Regions from separate parts of the Homo sapiens genome. Here all the other regions are linked to region 1. The links are chromatin contacts, found by Hi-C or POLR2A ChIA-PET in ENCODE. All regions are on one chromosome and are shown on one strand. Each heading gives the region's core, a stretch centred on a gene start or an enhancer-like site at or near the end of the contact. The rest is flanking DNA. Distances are from core to core; before and after follow the strand shown.

Region 1 (3,165 bases), core at 315-2,814:
AAGGAGGGTTAGACTCACTCAGCCAGCAACTCACTCCCTCTGGCCGCCCTCTATGTGGCCTTTCCCTGAAGTTCAACTCTCATTGGTATGGGGAATGGGGAGGATAGAAGAGAGTGGTTGGCCCCATCCATCCAGGGACATTTAGGTATAACCCTGGGTAAGCAGAGCTTGGGGTAGGGGCAGCGGCAAAGAGGGAGATTGCTGCTGGGTCTTATGGACTAGGGGCTGAAGGGAGTTAGAGGTGTGGGTAAAGGGATTCCTGCCCAGATTTAGGGGAAGGAAAGTAGAAGCCTTGTTGGGAGGCAAGGAGATTTTAGGGAGAAACTCCCAGCAGTGAGCAGGTGGGGGCTGGAGGAGGTTTTAAAGAGGTGGGGTGAGGGAAGAGTGGGGAGGTGGGGGCAGGGAGTCTGCAGGGAGGTGGGGAAGAGGGGAGCCGCAGAGAGCTCGTGGTGTCGAGGGGGGAGTCGTTAAACAGAATCTAGTGCTGATGAGGAAATTACACTTGTTTCATTAGCGATGGGGAAGGAGATAGCTCAGTTCCTCTTGGTCACAGTTGAGCTCAGAAGCTCATTATCCTGCTGCACGCATGCTTTCCCTCCTCGTCAATAAACAGGCTTTCCAGTGGCTGCATCCCCCACCCCCACCCCAGCTCCCTCTCAGAGAGGGGCCCCTTCTCCTCTACTTAACCCGCGGTTAGGGATCACTGTAAACAGTCTGGGGTCATCACACAGGAGAAAGGGCGAGGGGGAAACCTGGAGGCCTGGCCTTTCTCCCGCAGAGGGAGGGAGGTAGCTTCCGACGACGGCTCCCAACCCACGGGCCCTCCGCTCACCGCTAGCGGACCAGCGGGCAGTCCACCTGCGCCGCCTCCATCCCCTGCCGCGTAGCCCACGCATCCAACCTCTTGAGGGAAAGGCGGGAGGGCGGTGTCTCCCAAAAGAGCTCCCACCTCTTGTGTTGGCACTGCACATTGATGCCATTCTTAGGACTTTCTGGGAGAAAAATGTCCCGAAGGCCTTTCTTCGCCACCGCCCCCCACTCCCATTTCCACCCATTAGGGGCCATGCCTCCTAGAACCGGAGTGGCATCTATAAAGGCCCTGGCCCCCAGCGCGACAGGGTGGACGCGCCCCAATACAAACCCTTCGTGGGTGGCCGCGAGCGCCTCCGCTGGGAAGCCCTGGGCGGGCACCGGCCCACAGGTCCCGCCCGTGGGTGTGCGAGCGCGTCGGTGCCTCCCGCCTCCCCGGGCTCTCTCCACGCGGACGCGGTGATCGCCCCACCTCCGCCCGGCCCGCCCGCCACGGCCATTACCCTGCCCGCGACACCTGCGCCTGAGACCCGGCGGGAGGAGCGGGCGGAGAAGCCACCGGCCGGACTCGTGGGGTCCGCCCTGGCTTGCAGGCGTCTGATCCCCACTCCCCGACCCTCCCGCAGGGAGCGAGTTCTCCGGCAACCCGTACAGCCACCCCCAGTACACGGCCTACAACGAGGCTTGGAGATTCAGCAACCCCGCCTTACTAAGTGAGTACGCCACCTGGCTGGCCGGCGGCTCAGCGCGGCCGCGCGGCTTCTGGGCACGGTCCCACTCCCGGCGACCCGACCTCTGGGGACCCGGCCGGGCCAGGGGGACAGGCTTGTTAGTGCAGCACTGAGGCCCGGGGACCCCTCGAGGACGCCCGCACCTCCTGCCCTCCCGTGCCCTCCCTGGTCGCTCGAAGGCTCTGCGCCGCCCTCGCCCTCGGATCCCCTGGAGGGTGCGCAGCCGGGCGTCACCAGATCGGGTCCCTCTCATGCCCCGTGAACGCAACTATTCTCCGGGGCAACTGGCTCCACTGCCCAGCCAAGGTCTCCCAGTCCGGATCCCGCTGGACCCCAGCCAGGGGAGGTCTTTTCTGTGCTTTTCTTTCCTTTTTTGTTCTCCTGTTTGTCCTCTCACCCAGCCCATTCTTCTCCTGTGTTAACTTCCAGGTTCCCCTTATTATTATAGTGCCGCCCCCCGGGGCTCCGCCCCTGCCGCTGCTGCCGCTGCCTATGACCGCCACTAGTTACCGCGGGGACCACATCAAGCTTCAGGCCGACAGCTTCGGCCTCCACATCGTCCCCGTCTGACCCCACCCCGGAGGGAGGGAGGACCGACGCGACGCGATGCCTCCCGGCCACCGCCCCAGCCTCACCCCATCCCACGACCCCCGCAACCCTTCACATCACCCCCCTCGAAGGTCGGACAGGACGGGTGGAGCCGTGGGCGGGACCCTCAGGCCCGGGCCCGCCGCCCCCAGCCCCGCCTGCCGCCCCTCCCCGCCTGCCTGGACTGCGCGGCGCCGTGAGGGGGATTCGGCCCAGCTCGTCCCGGCCTCCACCAAGCCAGCCCCGAAGCCCGCCAGCCACCCTGCCGGACTCGGGCGCGACCTGCTGGCGCGCGCCGGATGTTTCTGTGACACACAATCAGCGCGGACCGCAGCGCGGCCCAGCCCCGGGCACCCGCCTCGGACGCTCGGGCGCCAGGAGGCTTCGCTGGAGGGGCTGGGCCAAGGAGATTAAGAAGAAAACGACTTTCTGCAGGAGGAAGAGCCCGCTGCCGAATCCCTGGGAAAAATTCTTTTCCCCCAGTGCCAGCCGGACTGCCCTCGCCTTCCGGGTGTGCCCTGTCCCAGAAGATGGAATGGGGGTGTGGGGGTCCGGCTCTAGGAACGGGCTTTGGGGGCGTCAGGTCTTTCCAAGGTTGGGACCCAAGGATCGGGGGGCCCAGCAGCCCGCACCGATCGAGCCGGACTCTCGGCTCTTCACTGCTCCTCCTGGCCTGCCTAGTTCCCCAGGGCCCGGCACCTCCTGCTGCGAGACCCGGCTCTCAGCCCTGCCTTGCCCCTACCTCAGCGTCTCTTCCACCTGCTGGCCTCCCAGTTTCCCCTCCTGCCAGTCCTTCGCCTGTCCCTTGACGCCCTGCATCCTCCTCCCTGACTCGCAGCCCCATCGGACGCTCTCCCGGGACCGCCGCAGGACCAGTTTCCATAGACTGCGGACTGGGGTCTTCCTCCAGCAGTTACTTGATGCCCCCTCCCCCGACACAGACTCTCAATCTGCCGGTGGTAAGAACCGGTTCTGAGCTGGCGTCTGAGCTGCTGCGGGGTGGAAGTGGGGGGCTGCCCACTCCACTCCTCCCATC
Region 2 (2,890 bases), core at 209-2,708, 300 kb after region 1:
TCAATAAATATTATTGAATAAAGAGATACATTCTTTGTTATTCACCCAAGATGACCATATTTTGTTGTTTGGGGCTGTATTCTTCAGGAGAGAACAGAAATGAATAAGCCACTCTCTGCCTCCAAGAAGATCTCTTCAAGTGGAGGTGACAGACATGCCCAAAGCAAATAGATTGCAATAAGACTTGATGGGAGAGAATGTGAGTCTTCACATCCTAGCATCTTTCCAGATAGAGACAGGGCCTACCCAAAAGTCTAATCTGAAACTGAACTGAAATAGAACAGAAATAGATCCCAAGTGATGGAACCTGTGCCTTTCCCAAAGCTTGGCTTCTAAAAGGTAGCAAACATTTTCTACTGGAGAGGGGAAAGACAGGAAGAAGAAAAAGGGAGTTTCCTCCTTTTCTCTTGGGCTCTCAGCCAGACAGCCACTGGCAAAACGTTGGAAAGGCCTAAATTTGTCCTGGATGCACTTCCCTGATCCTAGTCCCACCAATCCCAGCCCCCACGGCCTTAAGCCCCTATGGCTCCCTCCCAAGATTCCAAACGTAAGAAAAGAACACACACCACAGTCCAAAGGCTTCTTGTCTGGAATAGCCAACCCTGGGGTAATTGTTAGGTGGAATGCAATCTGGTTGAATTCATTCAAACACTGTAGGAATTGCCTCTTTCGAACCCTGTAGGATTTTACTTCTTGACGCATCTGTTTATTTAAAACCAAAGGGGTATGTTGAGGCATGGGCACCCTGGCAGCAGACCCCAAACCAACCCTCTTGACTTGTGCCTGCCTTTCAGGATATGTTCCCTTCCTGAATTTGTCTAAGAAGGCTGAGTTGGGGGGTGGTTGCTGATTTTTATAACATATAGCCAGTTGTTCATAGGCCTGTGTTTTAAAGAAGGGCAAGCCTGAACTCACCGTCCTGCCTCAGGGCCTGGGCTCCATACCTGGGGAGTAGACAGTCTTCTACTTTCTAAAAAGCTGGACTTGAAATTTGGAGTAAATCTCCTGGTTGAGTGACAGGTGTTTCGCAGCTGAGCCCTTGAGGAGATTCTCCAGTTGGGCAGAGACATCCCTTCCTCAGACGCCTTGTGGGCTGGACTCCTTTGGCCCAGTTCAAAGTGAGGGGAGGGCTCCCAACAGGCCGGGAAGACAGTTGACTTCACCCTCCTTGGGTTTGTCTGTCTGTCCGTCTCTGGGAATGGTCGCTTCCTGTTTTCCCTTTTCCTTTTAAGCCTCGCCTTGTTCCCCTCTTCTCTCTCTTCATGAACTACTCCGAGTCTTGGTCTCCGTCCCTCTATCTCTGGCTCCTGCATCTGTCTCGGCTTCTGGCCTTCCTCTCCCCCTCCCCTCCCCTCCCTCGCGCTGTCATTCACCCCGCTCCTCTCCGCGCACAGCCAATGGAGAGACCCAGTCGAAACCGCGAAGCTCTCTTGCACCGGGCTTTTTCGCCTGGTGATTGATGTCCCAGAGTCAACAGCGAGCGAGCAGCCGGAGCGGGGAAGCAGAAGCCAGAGAGGGGAAGAATACGGCGCCCCCTCTCTCCCTCCCCTCCCCCTTCTACTTTAGCCTTTCTGCGCACTTCGCTTCCAAGTCTCCGCGCAGCCAGGAGCCGCTGTTGCCTCCCAGCCCCTGCTAGCTGCCCCCCGAGCCGAGCGCAGCGAGCGCCGCCGCCCGGGCCCCCCGGTGGGGCCAGGGCCAGCATGGAGCACCTGGGTCCGCACCACCTCCACCCGGGTCACGCAGAGCCCATTAGCTTCGGCATCGACCAGATCCTCAACAGCCCGGACCAGGGTGGCTGCATGGGACCCGCCTCGCGCCTCCAGGACGGAGAATACGGCCTTGGCTGCTTGGTCGGAGGCGCCTACACTTACGGCGGCGGGGGCTCCGCGGCCGCGACGGGGGCTGGAGGAGCGGGGGCCTATGGTACTGGAGGTCCCGGCGGCCCCGGAGGCCCGGCAGGCGGCGGCGGCGCCTGCAGCATGGGTCCTCTGACCGGCTCCTACAACGTGAACATGGCCTTGGCAGGCGGCCCCGGTCCTGGCGGCGGCGGCGGCAGCAGCGGCGGTGCCGGGGCACTCAGCGCTGCGGGGGTAATCCGGGTGCCGGCACACAGGCCGCTCGCCGGAGCCGTGGCCCACCCCCAGCCCCTGGCCACCGGCTTGCCCACCGTGCCCTCTGTGCCTGCCATGCCGGGCGTCAACAACCTCACTGGCCTCACCTTCCCCTGGATGGAGAGTAACCGCAGATACACAAAGGACAGGTTCACAGGTGAGTCCGGCCCGCGCGCTCCCCGCCTGGCCGCGGCCCGGGCTCCGTGCTACCCCTGCCCCGCCGGGTGGCTCCCCAAAGCCGGTTCTGCGCTCCAGGTCGCCCAGCTCTTCTTGGTGCTTCCCCCAAGTTGAGCCGCCCGCCCGATTCTATAACGCAGACTCGCCATGCTTGAAGAGTTCTCTCAGCCTGGACCCCTCTCTGTCTCCCGAAGGACCCCTGCTCGGAGGAGCTCTCCCTGGTCCCCTCTCCGGATCCACTAGCCGGGTCAGGCAGAGAGAAGGAGGCCATAGATTCAGGACCACCTTCTGCAGCTACTCTTGGCCTGGGAATCTTAGAGAAAGGGGTGCAACGTGAACAGTTTCTTCCGTCCTGGCTGCTGTTCTAGGACCCAGGAAGCGAGCCCCAGGATCAGACACAAGAAAAGAACAGGTTCCCCCACCTCCAGTCCCCTACACACATGCACTTCGCGCCCCTAGCTCCGGTGCCCGTGGTGCTGCGGGGCCAGTGGGGGCTCTGAGCCCCGGTAAATCAGCAGAACCAGTGGCCTTTTTTTTTTTTTCCGGAGAGCAGGCTTCATCTGGGAGGATGGCAGCGGGGCTTAGCCGCCCAGGACAGCTAG
Region 3 (3,064 bases), core at 542-3,041, 450 kb before region 1:
ATTTATTGAGATAGGGGTCTCACTATATTGCCCAGGCTGGTCTCAAACTCCTGGGCTCAAGTGATCCTCCTCCCTTGGCCTCCCAAAGTGCTGGGATGACAGGTGTGAGCCACCGTGCCCGGCTAAACTAACCATTTTATTTTATTTATTTATTTTGAGACAGAGTTTTGCTCTTGTCGCCCAGGCTGGAGTGCAATGGGATGATCTCGGATCACTGCAACCTTCGCCTCCCGGGTTCAAACGATTCTCCTGCTTCAGCCTCCTGAGTAGCTGGGATTACAGGCACCTGCCACCATGCCCATCTTTTTTTTTCTTTCTTTCTTTCTTTTTTTTTTTTTTTTTAGGAGAGATGGGGTTTCACCACGTTGGCCAGGCTAGTCTCAAACTCCTGACCTCAGGTGATCCGCCCGCCCCACCCTCTCAAAGTGCTGGGATTACAGGTGTGAGCCACCGTGCCAGGCCGAACTAACCATTTTAAATTGACCAGTTCTGTGGCACTTAGTGCATTCATAACATTGTGCAAACACTACCTTTTGTTCTAAAACATTTTCACCCCAAAAGAAAACTTGAACCCATTCAACAGTGATTCCCCATCTTCCCACCCACACTCGGCCCCTGGTGACCATCAGTCTGCTTTCTGTCTCTGTGGATTTACCACTTCAGGATATTTCCTATACATGGAATCGTACAATATATGACCTTCTGTGTCTGGCTTCCTTCTCTTGGCATAATCTTTCAATGTTCATCCCCATTGGAGCATATATCAGTACTTCATTCCTGTTTATTACCTATTCATATTCCATTGTATGAATACACCACAGTTGGTTTACTGATTTATCAATTGATGAACACTGGAGTTGCTTCCACCTTTTGGTTATTGTGAATAGCACTGCCATGAACATTTGAGTGCAAATATGAGTACCCGTTTATAATTTATTAGGGTTTATATCTAGGAGTGGAGTTGCTGGGCCAGATGCTAATTTGATATTTAACCTTTTGTGGCACCATCAAACTGTTTCCCCAGTGGCTGCACCACTTTAAATTTTCTCCAGCAATGTATGAGAGTCACCCTCTTCTTAACGTGTACCCATTTGTCCCTTTCCTCTTTCCTACTTTTTACAAAGCCAGTTCCCCACAGACTTCTCTTTCCCCTGGAGTAGAGGGTGGGAGAAGTTGCATCTCTAGTAGAAAGACTATCCAAGCCTCCATTCTTACCTTTTCCGCAAATAGAATACGGTGACCAGGAGGAGGAGAGGACAGGCTGCCACCTCCCTGTGGTCACTAAGGTACACCCACTACAGCCATTAACGCGACTCCGTAAAACTACCCTCCTAGCGACCTCCAACGCCTCGGTCCTCACCCAGAACATCACATTAAACTTTTCAACAGTCACAGATAGGAAGGGGCTCGGTGTGGAAGGTGCCAGCTCTGGCTCAGCCCTGCGGGTGAGTGTTTAACTTTCAGCCCAGCTTAAGATCTCCGAAGACACCCATCGCCTCGTCCTGCCCAGTCCCCTCCGCTAAAGGGCCGGCCTGCCCGGGCCTGGCTGGCAGCTGACATGAATGGAGAGGAAGCGCCTCCCTCTCCACCCACTCTCGCCGGGGTTACTGCCGGTCACAGACCCGGGCCTTCAAGAGCTATTTACACCTACAACAGCCCACCAGCGCCTGACCACGCCGGAGCCAATCAGCGGCCCCCAAGCTTGTCTGATTCTGTCTGCTCCAATCAGGAGGCGCGGTCCTTCCAGCCTCTTGCTCCTGTGAATCACAGGTCGGCGGGAGCCTTTTTTCCTTTTTTTTTTTTTCCCGGGGAGTCGGCCTCGGGGCTCTGCTCTCCTACCTCAGTCTGCCCTACCCTGGAATGGGGAAAATGCGGACATGCCACTCAGTCCGGCCGCGAACAGTGCTCCAGAACTCAGAGAGTTTTCCAGACGGGTGGAGATCGCGTTCCCTGCCCGCCGAGGTCCCATCGCTTCCCTGCTGGGAAGACAAATGAGGCGCTTTAGCCGTCTCCACGGCCAGCCCCTCCCTCATAACCCGAGATTCTTTGTGGGCTCTTAGTCCATAGCTGCCTTTGAGGTGGTGTAGACCTTGCTAACCAGGACGGCCCAGTAGGCAGAGCTCATTTTTATTCCTGTCTGCAATCGTGCAAAAACGCCTCTTATGGAAAAGCCAGAGCGCCAGGAGTCAGCAAAACACACTAAAGATTGGGCAGTCACTGGGGAGAACGTGAGTAAAAGCACAGGAACAGCAAAGCGTTCAGGAACGTTCGAGGCTGACGCAACCGGCGCAGGAAGGTGGTGTGTGGTGGGAGAGTGGGAGGAGACAGTGGAAAGTTTAGACTTGCTTCTGTAAGTGATAAGAAGTCATCAGATATTTTCAAGCAGGAGAGGAAAATAATCTCTCTGTTTCGCAAAGTTAACTCTCATGGCAACAGAGCAGAGTAGCGGGGGGATGGGGGCTGGGAGATGTTGGGAAGCTATTGTTACCACTCTGGTGAAGAGTCATGGGACCTCAAAAGCTGGGATAGTCACGGTGGGAATGGAAAGGAAGGGCACAAGCTGAGAGGCATTTGGGAGGAGAATCAATAGCACTTTATTGACTGGATGTGTGAGATGAGTGAGGACAGCAATCAGAAGAGGACTTTGAGGTTTCTAGCCTGAGTGGCTGGAAGGACACCACTTCCCCTACCTGAAATAGGTAGCAAAAAGGAGAGAGAAAGAGAGAAGCAGAGGGATTTTGCAAAGGGAATAGGAGTTCAGTTTTTGACATGTGGCATTTGAATTGCAAGAAGTACATCCCTGTGGATGTAATACCCAGTAGACAGTTGGGAATTAGGATCTGGTGTCGAGAAGAAAAGTAGAGATGAGATCCAAAGGGTTTATAGTGGATCGGGAGAGAAATTGATGACCTAAAGAGAAATTATAGAATAAGAAGATTTGGGCAGGGCACGGTGGCTCATGCCTGTAATCCCAGCATTTTGGGAGACCAAGGTAGGAGGATTGCTTGAGCCCAGGAGTTTGAGACCAGCCTGGGCAACATGGTGAGACCCCGACTCTACAAAA
Region 4 (2,939 bases), core at 215-2,714, 400 kb after region 1:
AAAATTGTTTTGGTCTCTGCCCCCTACCTAAGAGTTGGTTTGAAAGACCCAAAGTCTCTAAGGGTATGAGAAAGCCAGACAGAGACACCCTAATTGCGGTGTGAATGTTGGTTCTCCATCCCTTCCCAATCACTTCAACTCTACCCTACCCATAAGGTCCCCGGCAAAAGACTCTCGATTCCCCACGCCGAGTAGCCGGGCTAAGAGCGCCCAGGACACTGGGAACGCAAGGGAGCCCGGCAAAGCAAGCAGACTGCGGAAAGAGCTTGGCCACCCTTCTCCTGCCACCCCCCAGCTCTGGCCTACCCAGAGGTCCCTGGGAAATAAGGATTGGGTCCCGTCCCACATATCTTCACTCCCATAAGCAGCTGCTCAGGCTGGAAGGCCCTGGCGGCCGGAGAGGGCAGAGGCGAGCAGAGGCATAGGGGACGAAGCGCGCAGGGCACAGGGCGCGAGGCGCTGGGTGCAGGGGAACCCAGCAGCTGCGCCTACCTTCGGCTGCCTGCAGAACGCTGACCTCCAGCCCCTTAAACGTCTTGCTGGCGAGCTCCTCCAGCGCGCACAGCGGCGAGGTCTGCGAGAGCAGCGCGCGGCCCGCCAGGGGCAAGCCGCCCTGCGCGTGCTTGTCCGCGGCGGCCAGCAGGTGCGCCGCCCCGCACAGCGAGTAACTTCTCCGCACAGACGGCTTGTTGAGGATGTCCTCGATGCTGAACGGCGTCAGTGGCTTGTTGGAGTTGGCAGGCGGAGGCAGGTGGTCCAGCGGGCTGCGCCGCCGCTCCTCCCCCGGCGCCGCCTTGCCGTCCTCCTTGGAAGTCATCTCGGCCTTGTTCGGGGTCCCGGCCGGGGCGGCTCGGGCCGCGGGGACCCAGCCCGCGGGCAGCTCGGGCGCCGGACGGCGCGGGCAGGCAGCGGCGGGTGGAAAGGAGGCCGCACTGGGCAGGGCGCGGGCCGGGCGCGGGGCCGATTAGCGCGGCGGCTGAGGAGGGGAGAACAGCGCGGGGCCCCGGGAAGAGGGCGCTGACGCGGGCGCCGCTGCTGCTGGGGCTTCCAGCAATCCGGGGCCGGAGCCGGGGCGCGCTGCGCGGGGCTCCAGTTTCGCCAACCCCGGTGCTATTTAAAGGTGTCAGGTGGCTCGGCAGTGGCTCCTGGCCCCGGGTCCTGGCGGCCGCAGTTGGAAGAGCCGAGGCGAGGGCGCCGATCCCGGACTGCGAGGGAGGCGGAGAGACGGGGCAATTGACTATTGCTAACAAGTTAGCCTTGATCGCGGTGTAATCAATTATCTGCAGCGGCACTTCTTTCTCTTTCTCTCTCCTTTCTCCCTTTTTCCTCTCTTCTTTGCCTCTGTTCTCTCCTCCTGTTCTCGCTCTCCCTCCCTCCCTCTCTCTTCTCTCTTCTCTGCTCCCCCCTTCTCTCTCCTTCTCTCCCTCTCCCTCGCCCTCTCTTTCACTCTCTGTCTGTCCAATGCAGGCGGCTGTAAGTTGGGAAGCTCATTAATTAGCGGGCCGGGGGTAGGAGGAGCCGGCTGGAATTAGCCTGCCTAATGCGCCTGTCAGTCCGGGCGCTGCGCTGCGTTCGGCCCGAGCTGTTTGTAAATTACATTAGCTGCTCCTTTATTGCACCCGAACCTCGGGCGACTGAAAAGCCACCGCCCCCACCCCAAACTGCGAGCCGCGCTCCTGGCGCACCCGCCTCCCGCCGGCCTAGCTGCAATGACCGCACCGGCCCGAAGGTCTCGGTCTCTCCGACCCGGGATGTGGAGCCCGAAAGAGTGGTGGGAACCCCAGCCCGGGAGGGACGCGGCCGCCGCTCGGGCCAGGTAGGACCAGGAGCCCGGGTGGGCCCCGCTGCCACCCAGAGTGGACTTTGCGGAGCTGAGATCAAGAGCCCAGCGCCTCTACCTCTGACCCTCTTGCCCCTCACCCCACTGCCTGGGCGACGCGCCTGGGGAGAGGGAATCTGAAGCCCTCCTGCGCTGGCCCGCAGGAGGTCAGAGCCGGCTGCGCAGCCTTGGGTGGGCGACGCGGGAAGGGGGTGGAGGACCCCAGGGGTTGGGGGAGGGGGCTAGTCGGAGAGCTCAGCCTTCTCCACGCGGAGAGGCGGAGGAGGGAATTGTTGGCGGCTCTGGACGCCTCTCCCCGGCCTGATTCCGAAGCGGCCGCCCTACCTCCTCCGGCAATCTTGCTCACTTTCCTCCGGCAGCCGCTCCCCAGGCTGGCTGGGGCCACCAACGGCCTGATGATGGGCGTCTGAAGAGTAGCCAGGCCAGGTGCCGGGGCTAACGGGGCCGGCTCCGTGCCTCCCTGCTGCGCTCCGCCCGGGCCCCGGCCGGGGCCCCGCTGCCGGCCCCGCCTAGCCCAGCGCCCGGCTTGAGTGCATGGCCAGGCCGACTCCAGCTGTTCCGGATGCGGGGCGGGGGCCCGGCGGGAGCCAGGCCGCGGCTGGGGCTTTGCTCTCAGGAACTCGCAGGGAGGCCAGGCTTCCAGTTAGGCTGGGGCTAAAGACCTTAGGGCCCGGGATCTGTGAATATCGGGAGAACATGTTGTGTGCATTGTTACTTGAAGGTGTTTGTGTTTTTGAATGTGTGTTTGTGTGTGTTTCTCCATGCGTATATTTGTGTAAATGTGTGTGAACCTGTGGGTATATAGGTGTGTTTGAACTCAGCTATTTCTTTCATTTCCCTGAGGCATTCCAGCAGGGCTGTGCCCTCAGGCCTTCCTGTCTTGCTACCCCATTCTGTTTATGTGGGGCCACTGGCCTCCTTACTAATTTTCCATTTCTGCCCTTGGAGAAAGGAGGGGAGGACCTAGAGGGGGTTGGAGTCCAGGGAGAAGGGCTGTTCCCCTCCCACACACACACAGCCCTGGCCCTGGCTTTGTTTGTAAACTCCTGGGTGGGCGGTGAGGTTGGGCATTGGGCAGCACCGCTTGGACCAGAAAAGG

What was found. Hi-C counts contacts between places; a loop is a spot of excess contacts on that map. ChIA-PET counts read pairs that join two places held with the same protein, here RNA polymerase II (POLR2A). Pooled maps may share reads with other maps.
Region 2: a loop to region 1 is called in a pooled map, with 7 times the contacts of the local background. The contact joins the promoter of TLX1 here to the enhancer-like site in region 1. A Hi-C loop is called at or near these places in 10 of 37 single-sample maps with no recorded cell type and 7 of 50 pooled maps. POLR2A ChIA-PET finds 5 or more read pairs at or near these places in 1 of 52 experiments (naive thymus-derived CD4-positive, alpha-beta T cell).
Region 3: a map with no recorded cell type shows a loop between it and region 1 (4-fold over the local background). The contact joins the promoter of OLMALINC here to the enhancer-like site in region 1. A Hi-C loop is called at or near these places in 1 of 37 single-sample maps with no recorded cell type and 1 of 50 pooled maps. POLR2A ChIA-PET finds 5 or more read pairs at or near these places in 1 of 52 experiments (Panc1).
Region 4: a loop to region 1 is called in a map of naive thymus-derived CD4-positive, alpha-beta T cell, with 4 times the contacts of the local background. The contact joins the promoter of LBX1 here to the enhancer-like site in region 1. A Hi-C loop is called at or near these places in 1 of 168 maps with a recorded cell type or tissue (naive thymus-derived CD4-positive, alpha-beta T cell), 11 of 37 single-sample maps with no recorded cell type and 10 of 50 pooled maps.

The regions. Positions count from the first base shown.
Region 1 is chr10:100,825,573-100,828,737 of GRCh38, forward strand. PAX2 (paired box 2) reads left to right here. Exons shown (of 10, transcript NM_000278.5): 9 at 1,437-1,523; 10 at 1,971-3,165. The coding sequence ends at 2,047. Among named protein-coding and RNA genes, the nearest start is that of PAX2, 82 kb to the left of the region's middle. Within about 2 kb of position 1,565, at least 3 of the 41 ENCODE cell types and tissues checked have a DNase peak (open chromatin) inside an H3K27ac peak, as active enhancers do.
Region 2 is chr10:101,129,842-101,132,731 of GRCh38, forward strand. It overlaps TLX1 (T cell leukemia homeobox 1), which reads left to right and starts at 1,459. Exons shown (of 3, transcript NM_005521.4): 1 at 1,459-2,268. The coding sequence starts at 1,701. It overlaps TLX1NB (TLX1 neighbor), which reads right to left and starts at 1,305. Exons shown (of 3, transcript NR_130723.1): 1 at 945-1,305.
Region 3 is chr10:100,371,785-100,374,848 of GRCh38, forward strand. OLMALINC (oligodendrocyte maturation-associated long intergenic non-coding RNA) reads left to right here and starts at 1,792. Exons shown (of 3, transcript NR_026762.1): 1 at 1,792-2,228. RefSeq lists enhancers at 1,355-1,684, 1,414-1,983, 1,785-1,914, 1,984-2,551, 2,552-3,064.
Region 4 is chr10:101,227,999-101,230,937 of GRCh38, forward strand. LBX1 (ladybird homeobox 1) reads right to left here and starts at 1,465. Exons shown (of 2, transcript NM_006562.5): 1 at 493-1,465. The coding sequence starts at 817. LBX1-AS1 (LBX1 antisense RNA 1) reads left to right here and starts at 1,596. Exons shown (of 3, transcript NR_029380.1): 1 at 1,596-1,816.